Regions from separate parts of the Mus musculus genome. Here region 2 is linked to region 1. A link is a loop called in an ENCODE intact Hi-C map of the cell type or tissue named here. Cell type or tissue: heart. All regions are shown on one strand. Each heading gives the region's core, and the rest is flanking DNA. Links, peaks and the distances in the headings are about the cores only.

Evidence for each region. Hi-C counts contacts between places; a loop is a spot of excess contacts. Peaks named below come from ENCODE experiments on the same cell type or tissue, not always from the same donor. Only the 100,000 strongest peaks of a DNase experiment are listed, where the experiment ranks them.
Region 2: it touches region 1 in a loop (2.2-fold over the local background); 4 of 42 quality-filtered maps call a loop at or near these places.

The regions. Positions count from the first base shown.
Region 1 is chr19:32,208,589-32,212,982 of GRCm38, forward strand. All of the region lies in intron 5 of Sgms1 (sphingomyelin synthase 1), which reads right to left. Among named protein-coding and RNA genes, the nearest start is that of Asah2, 110 kb to the left of the region's middle. In heart, for the core only: a CTCF peak has its summit at 2,329; a DNase peak (open chromatin) is centred at 2,413; H3K4me3 peaks cover 2,102 bases; H3K27ac peaks cover 1,541 bases.
Region 2 is chr19:32,301,956-32,306,349 of GRCm38, forward strand. The region is part of intron 2 of Sgms1 (sphingomyelin synthase 1); the gene reads right to left. Among named protein-coding and RNA genes, the nearest start is that of Sgms1, 84 kb to the right of the region's middle. In heart, for the core only: no CTCF peak of the experiment used is centred there; DNase peaks (open chromatin) are centred at 1,256, 2,246, 2,686 and 3,146; H3K27ac peaks cover 1,028 bases.

The DNA of each region.
Region 1 (4,394 bases), core at 289-4,288:
GACTTGAATTTTCTCTGTAGTTCAGCCAACCTTACAATGAGAGTTTCTGTTTGATTTTCTGCAACTTGAGCTCTATTGCTACAAGAGAGAAGATTCTCCTCAAGGACACACTTAGCAACTTTTAGATCGTTTACTTGTGTCTGGAGCCTTTCGATTTTATCACACAACTCCTTCCTTTCATTCATCATTTTTTCCACAGATACTAAGAGCAGCCAGCCAGTAAAATCATTTTTCGATTTTTTCCCCATCTTGTAGAAAGCTTTGTGCACTGAATCACCTAATTCATTAAGAAAATCAAGGGCATTAGCTTCTTTAAGTTCGGAATATAGTTTCAACCATGGGTCTTCAAAATTCTCTGAGCTCCCAGGAGGGAGAGAATCTGGAGAGGTTTCAATATTTGAAAGTGCTGGTGGATCAACAAGCCAATTCCAGTATTTTAAAAGATTCATCCTGTACTTCTGTTACTCTAGAACCACTCCTGGTACCAACTTCTGTATTAGTCAGGGTTCTCTAGAGTCACAGAACTTATGGATAATTTCTAAATAGTAAAGGAATTTATTGATGACTTACAGTCGGCAGCCCAATTCCCAACAATGGTTCAGTCGCAGCTGTGAATGGAAGTCCAAGGATCTAGCAGTTACTCAGTCTCACGCAGCAAGCAGGCGAAGGAGCAAGAGCAAGAGCTAGACTCCCTTCTTCCAATGTCCTTATATTGTCTCCAGCAAAAGGTGTAGCCCAGATTAAAGGTGTGTTCCACCACACCTTTAATCCCAGATGAAAGGCATAGCCCAGATTAAAGGTGTGTTCCTTAACTCGGAGATTCAATCTTCTGGAATCCATAGCCACTATGGCTCAAGATCTTCAAACCAAGATCCAGATAAGGATCTCCAAGCCTCCAGATAAGGGTCACTGGTGAGCCTTCCAATTCCGGATTGTAGTTCATTCCAAATATTGTCAAGTTGACAACCAGGAATAGCCACTACAATGTCCCTGGCTTAATTCACACTCTCAACCATGGGTCAGTTTTAAAATGACCCTGTTATTGCCTATGCCACCAGAATGCCGAGTGCCTGCCTATCTGGTACACACTAACTCCACTTCCGATAGCATCTCTGTCGGTTTGTATATTTCCTTAAAAAAAAAAATCAAAAGATATTTTCCAGCCCACCACCTTCCCAAGCCTCGGCAAGGCAAGAAATTTCCTTGTAACCTGGAGGCTGAGAGATCTAGCTCCATGAGAGGCCCTAGATCCAACAGCCACCACCAAGAAATAAAATAAAAATCAATGTGTACAATACAAATAAATTTGCTGCCCAGAGTTTTTAAAGACGCTTACCAACTTTGTTTTTACATAAATTTAAAACCGACATGACCAAGAATTTGAGATTTAGCTTAACTGGCGGGATGCATCACAGTGGAGACCTTGGGATGTATCCCCAGGAACACACAAAGTGACTCAAAGAGGCTACAAGTAGAATGAAAATTTGCCCCATTCATGAAAACCGCTCAGATTTCTGTTGGGGACAACTCAAGTAATAACACACAGCAAAAGAAAGGAAAAAAAAAAAAAAAGACAAAAGCAACCCTCATGCATTCTTGATTATTTTCACTAGGGCAATCACCTTGTAGCACTAAGAGAAGCAGCAGCCTGCAGAATAAACACTGTCTAGAAAACACTGGCAGCACGTGCTTCCTCCTGGCACCCTGTACGGAGCTCAGTCACCAGCTTCTCCGAGATGTTTTGGCTGGAAGACCTTATGGAGAGGTGAGTTTGGAGAAGGCATGTACTCCTAAAAATCTCAGTACCCAAGCCGTAAATACAGTTTCACCTTTCAAAAACCAACTCTAGGGAAGTCCGACAACCTCAAACTGAAACCACTTGTATGCGGGTTGTAGATTATACACTTGGAACTTCAGGGCTAGTAGCATCACACCGAATTTGGCGCATTTGTTGATTTGCCTGCCTTGCCTGCCCTACCGATTCAGAACCACACAGTCCCAGCAACCGCATTGCCACTAGGCAGTATCTAGTTTAGCACTGAAGCCCATCTAGTGAGTCATTCCCTTGACATCGCTTGGCGGAGGAAATCCCACTGGTGATCACAGAGCGCTCTGTGGAAGCCAAGCACGGCTTGCTCCTTGCCTACTTTTCCTGGAGTCCCACCATCTGGCGCTGCTACAACGCATCACCCTGGAGAAAATCTTAACGAACTGCCTTCCCACAAAGAGCCACACGTACCTCTCCTCCCAAAGGCAGCCTCCTGGAAAGTTCCTGACAAGTTTACGCGGGTCTCTGCGTGCAGCTGGCCAGCGGTTGGGAGTGGCCAGCGGTCCCCACAGGCCGCCTCTGGGAAGCACAGCCAGACGCAGAGGACACGGAGCTCAAGGGACTACAGGAGCACGGCCCGCGCGCCTCAGGCTGCACAGGGTTTTTGGAATGTAGGGCGTGGCCCTCTGCTACAGCTAATGAAGTGAGTCAGGCCCCGCGCAAGCCTAACCAATAAGCGCCTTCACTGTTGGTTAAGGCGGAACCTTCCATTCTTGATTTAGGACGAGTTTAGCAGCCTTCCACAGCCCCCACCCCAGTCTAAGCTTTTAAGAACTCGAGCAGTTCTAAAGTTTGAGAAACTTTCCTGAAGCCAGGATTAGTGGGTTTCTGCTGGTACAAATTCCCGAGGTGAGGCTGTACTGGATGCAAAGCGCTCTGAGACCTCCTTCAAAGCAGCCTTGAGAGCTGACCAGCAACTTAATGAACTGCAATGAGCCCTGGAACAGAGGTGGCCAGATTATAGGTGACCCTCCATGCAAGGCACTTGGTACTGTGCTCCTCAGAGCAGATACTCAGACAAGCTGAGTCTTGAATCTGGAAGTCCTCAGTTGTAGACAGCCATAGACTGGGCAGAGCTTGGTGACAGAGACCTGTAATCCCAGTTAGTCCAGAGGTAGGAGCAGGAGGCCTGCCTGGGCAATCTAGGAAGACTCTGACTCAAATGTTTAAAGAGGTTTTTGTTTGGTTAGTTTTTGTTTTGTTTTTTAAGGGGAAGGCAGGGCTAAATGTGGCTATGTGAGGAATCCTGGCTTAACATACATACACCAGGGGTCCCACCCCCTGAACTGAAAAGGAAGGAAATCTTAAGTGAATAAACTGGCTTTTAATTAAACATTTTTTATACTAAAAGTACATGGACTTTTAGAGCTGAAACAGTTGTTGGTGTTGTATGTTCTGAGCCTCTTAAATCAGGAGAAACTTAGGCGTATAGTTTAAGTTTCTTGCACTTGATATTATATAATTAAAACAAAAGGACTACTAGGAAAAAAAAGAATCTTAAAGGAGTGATTTTATTTAGGACAAAATTAAATACACTTAAACATGAATAAATTAAACATTCTAGATATTGTGGCTTAAACATCATACTTTAATAAAAACGTTTAAAAGAAACTTTAAACAGTTGAAATTTGACAAATTGTAGGAGACTGCAGAACTCTCAATTCCCTGGGTCCTGATCTATTAAATGCAAATTAATCACTAATACCGGCGGAGTTTCTGACGGGAAGAAAGGTGTTTTATTGGTTATTACTGTGTGTGATTGAGCACAGGTGTGTAGGTCAGAGACTAGCTTCCTGCAGTCCGTTCTCTCTTCCCACTGCAGTCTGTTCTCTCTTCTCACCTTTATGTGGCTCCAAGGATTGGACCTGGGTCATCAGGCTTGCATGGAGAAGGCATGGTTCCGCTCAAGAGATTTGTTTTCAAGGTGCAGATTGTTACTTCTTAGGGTTAGAGAATATCTCTTGGGTTTAACACACACTCTCTCTCCCCTCTGTCTCTCTGTCTCTCTGTCTGTCTGTCTCTCTGTCTCTCTGTCTCTGTCTGTCTGTCTCTCTCTCTCTGTGGGTATGGTATGGTATGGTATGGTATGGTATGGTATGGTATGGTATGGTATTATGGTATTATGGTATGGTATGGTATGGTATGGTATTATGGTATGGTATGGTACGGTATGGTATGGTACGGTACGGTACGGTACGGTATGGTACGGTACGGTATGTACATAGACACAAGCCCATGCATGGCTATGGGTATGTTTATGCATGGAGGCCAGAGGGAAATCTTGGGTTTCTTTCTCAGGAACATCCCTTTTGAGTTGGTCTGCTTTTTGAGACAAGGTCTTTCATTGGCCTGAATTCCCCAGTGTCTTTAGTTCCCCAGGGCTGTGATTTAAGTGTGCACCACCTTGCCCAGCTCCCCTGAACATTTGTTCCTTTGTTTGTTTGGGGGCAGAAGTACCAACATGTATGTATGAAGTCAGAGACAACATACAGGAGTCAGTTCTCTTTTTTCACCATACGGTTTCCTAGGGATCAAACTCAGGTTTATCAGGTTTGGCCTCCAAGAG
Region 2 (4,394 bases), core at 327-4,326, 93 kb after region 1:
CTCAATGGGAATAAAATAAGATGGATAAGGCCTGTGCCGGGAAGAAGGCTGTCACTGTACATCCAGAGCCTTATGAATCTTCAGACTATTTGATCTACTTCTATTATAAAAATTCAAAATTCCATAATTTTAGTCTAAGAATTTAGGAGGAACCATATAGAACACTGTGCACATATTAAACATTAATATTTTCACACAAAAATAATTAAGATATAATACTAAAGAATGTTCATTAAAGTATCAAATATACAGATATGGCCATGTAGGAAAAAGAAACAAGGCTGACAAAATGATGTCACATAAGCCAGTCTCATTCACTTCGGTAGCCTCAGCAACTCTGAGATCTCCAGCTCACTGTGGCACAGGGACAGTGCTGAAAACATCCACGGTTCTCTCCACTGAAAACAACCAGTGTCAATGTCAGTGGGAGGAAGTGGCTGGTCCTTTGAACTGTGCCTTGGCTATTCTTAGGCAGTGGGCAAATGTTTGCTAAGGGTCTCACACTAGGTTAAGGACACTTGCTGGGCCCTGGCAAGATGTCATTTACATCCCTTTGCTGTTGTGACTTTAGACAGTGACCTGAAAACTTCGCACCTATAAAATCTGGTCTCTCAAGCTTTGTACAGAGGCTTAAACCATCTAGAAGCCTGGGCTCTGTGGATAGTGATGTGTCAGTGCAAAGGTCTGTCACCCTCCCAAGGGACCTCGATTCCCACATCTGCAGAAGGAACCTGTTAGACAAATTTTCGTTTCAAAGGTTCAGCCTGGCAATAAAATGAGAGTCTATAATCTAAGAATTGCCATCAGTCAGAAACCAGAAAGGATGTTGCTCACATTTCATCTATTACATAAACCTTACTGTAACAGCTCTTAATACCTTGTTTTGGATTACCTTCTAAGTGGTGTGTTCGGCCTTGTTCTACTGGGATCATGGGGTAAGGGTGGTTAGAACATTTTATCTTCTTAGTTGTTTGTCTGGTTTTGATGAATGATCTCTTGTATCACAAAGCTGGCCCCATCCTTACTTCAACTTCTCATCCTCCAGCCTCCTCGTCCCAGTTGCTGACAGGAAGGCACTCATGCCCACACTTGGTTTCATGGGCTGCTGAGGATCTAACCCAGGGTCACATCCATGCCAAGCAAGGATTCTATGAGCTAAGCAACATCACTATCTAGCTGCTGTTGCTTTCTTTTAAGTCCTTCCATGTGATGGGTCTCATCAGATAAAGGGGGGGGGGGCGATTTCCTTGTTCCTGCTGAACTCAACACAGCTTCCTTCTCAGCCCTAGCTAAAAGCCTGTACTCAGTCGCCTTACATATCAGGTCACTGGGGACTTAACTGAGCTTTGGGACATGAAGAAGAGCCTGCAGCACAGGAAGAGCCTGCAGTTTCACAGTGAGCTCGGGATGGGCAAGCCTACAGCTCAGAGCCCAGCTTTGCTTGAGCTGCATCACCAATGCTATCACCAATGTCAACAAAGGATGCTTTGTCTTCACCCATCCCAACATCACACATTAAATGAATTTTTCACAGTTGCTAAACACCGGCCACATAGATCATCCTTCTTGCATTACAAGGAGTTTTGTTGTTTCATTGGTTCTAGTCCATTCCCAATCAAAAGCCCAAACAATTTGTTTTAATTCCTTCTTTTATTTGGAAAATTATTTCATTTCTCCCCTCCCTGCCTCTGTCCAATACCCCCATATGCCCCTCCTCCTTGCATTCAAATTCATAGCCTCTTTTTCCTTTAACTATTATTATATACATATATGTATATAAACATATATTCCTAGATATACAAGTACAGCCTGCTCAGTCTGTACAATGTTACTTGTTTGTATGTTTTCAGGATTGACGATTTGGTATTGGATAACCAATTGGTGTGCTCTTCCCTAGGGAACAATATCTTCCCCGCTCCCTGTTGAAAATATCTGCTTTCAACATCTTTATAGTTATCTGATCTCCGAGCTTGTGATTCAAAAATGGAATCTAAGATAGTCAGTCTTATTTCAGAGTTATACCTCCAGACTTTAAAGAGTCATTTTTATGTCACAGCCCCAACAAAATCACAGCAGCCAAAGAGAGGTGAACCTACAGGTGTCAACTCCCAGACTAAACCCGTGTCTCTCCCTGGCCCGTCGGCCCAGTCCAAAGAGTAGGCAAAGAACCATACTGACTTGAGGCTACATCTGCTCGCCCAGAAGCCCTCCCTCCAGCTTGTAAGGGCAGAGAGCCAAGGCCAGACGTGGGAGCAGGGGCCCTTCCTGTCCCAGCTGGGATACAGGCTGCCCCGCCCTGTTCTTTCTAAGAGGAAGTGGGCTGGAAATCCTGTACACTCATTGTTTTATTAATAAAACTTTAGAAGGAGGAAATCTTTAGACAGGGATACATATTCACTTGGAAAACTAGGAGGCTAAGTCCCTAACATTCTTATGTTTCTTGCTGACTTGATTATCTGAGACTTTAGAAACAAAAACAGAATCCTAGTCCATCTTAGCATGACAAGTTGCTGATGACATATTAGACAGACAGCCGTCATTATTATGCATAGCCCCACCCACATCACAGTATATTCTGAGATAGGGAGCGAGCCTTACATGGGTTCAGAAACTCTTGTACTTTCCAGGATGCCGCACTCACAGAAGTCCAGCTAGAATCATTCTATAAACAGATGACCCTAGACTTACAGGTGAGAGGCAGACTTGTAGAAAGCATAAATTCAAAATCAGTCTCTCTCCCTCTTTCCCTCTCCCCACTCTGCCCCCACTTCTCTCAACTCACTATGTAGACCAGCCAGGCCTTCAACTTACAGACATTGCCCTGCCTTTGCCTCTGTCTCTCAAGTGCTAGGAATAAAGGTATTCACTAGCAGCCCCTGGCTCAAAAGACAATTAATGAAACAATTCACTAAGCCAGCGTTACGGCTTCATGAATCAGCTCTTAGACTAGAAAAGCTGTTTCTCACGCCTGAATCCACCTCTTCTAGGATAAGGTAGTTAGGCAAGCCTAAGCATACTGGGTGTTCCGGCAACACACCCACAAGTGGACGAAAGGCCTCTCAGTCTCAAATTTCCTGGGCAAACACTTAATGCTGCTGTGTTGGTGTGGTTTCTACACTGTCTTGGACTATATTAATATTCCTTCTTCCTTTCCACAGATGAGCTGGCCCAAGTCCTCCGGCTCTTACTCATTCCTAATCACTCACTCATTTCCTCTGTTCAGACTGGGATGGGAGGGGCAAATAGCTCTCTGGAACCACTAATGTTTGGACTTAAGATGACTGGCTATTTCATTATTTTGAATTAAAAGGACTAGACTCATCACATTCTTTTGGGGGAAAAGTTGCCAAGTTACCCATACATTTGAATATAGTTTTGCTTACTATTTCAAACTGCTTTAATAACAGAAAGTATGCTCATGGATAGCTCTATAATTAATAAAGACCAAGAAGGGAAACCCCAACATGGAACTCCACTGAAGATAATCCAGTGAGTACTATGACAGATGTCTTTAAGCCCCGTGTCCCCATCACTACTTGACTGCAATGTTCTCATATGCTCATTGAAGTCTGTTTATCAAACATTTTGTGCCATGCTTGTTCAGCATCGTTGACACAAATATACAACAGTCTATTATATAAACAAATTGGAGCATATACTAGAAGCTGTCTGGGTCACATCCCATGTTCACTGTTCATCTTCAGAGCTAATCCTTTCCATAGAAATAACCCTTAGAAATAGGCTCACTGGAGACAAAGGATCCACAAATTGTTTCTCATTTGGACACAAGAGGCCTTTTAGGGGAAAGAAAAAAAAAACAAAAACAAACAAACAAAAAACTTTCTGAGTCTTTCAGCACTTACATTTTGCTCAACCAACTTTGGCTGAATTTTCCAAGTCATCCTGATGCTTTTACTGAGAGCTAAATTTGTAGTTGGTTTCCAAATTCTTGAAATCTGTTAAGCAGTTGGTCATCTCTAGTTAACAAGCTATATTGCTTAGTGTAGCAACTCTATTCTTTGACATAGCATGACATCTTGTCCATTGTGTTGTGGTTGTTGTTTGAGGCAGGATCTCATGGAACCCAGGCAAGCCTGTTTGCTATGTAGACAAGAATGAGCCTGAGCCCCAGTCCTCCTGTCTCTGCCTCCCCAAGTGCTGGCATTACAGGCCATGCAGTATCATGCCCAAAACACATTCTTCTGGGACTGTATTTCAATTCACATTTGTAACGGAATGACTAGTATTAGTCACCCAGTGTCCCGGGATCCTCTGCTTGCCTTAGTTAATTTTCAGATCAAACCCTTTCTATAGCTTTCTGATGATGGGCAAATGACCTTTTCTCTGAAAGCCAAGCTTCAGAGTTAAGAAGCTGTTTCCGTTTCCAAACTCTC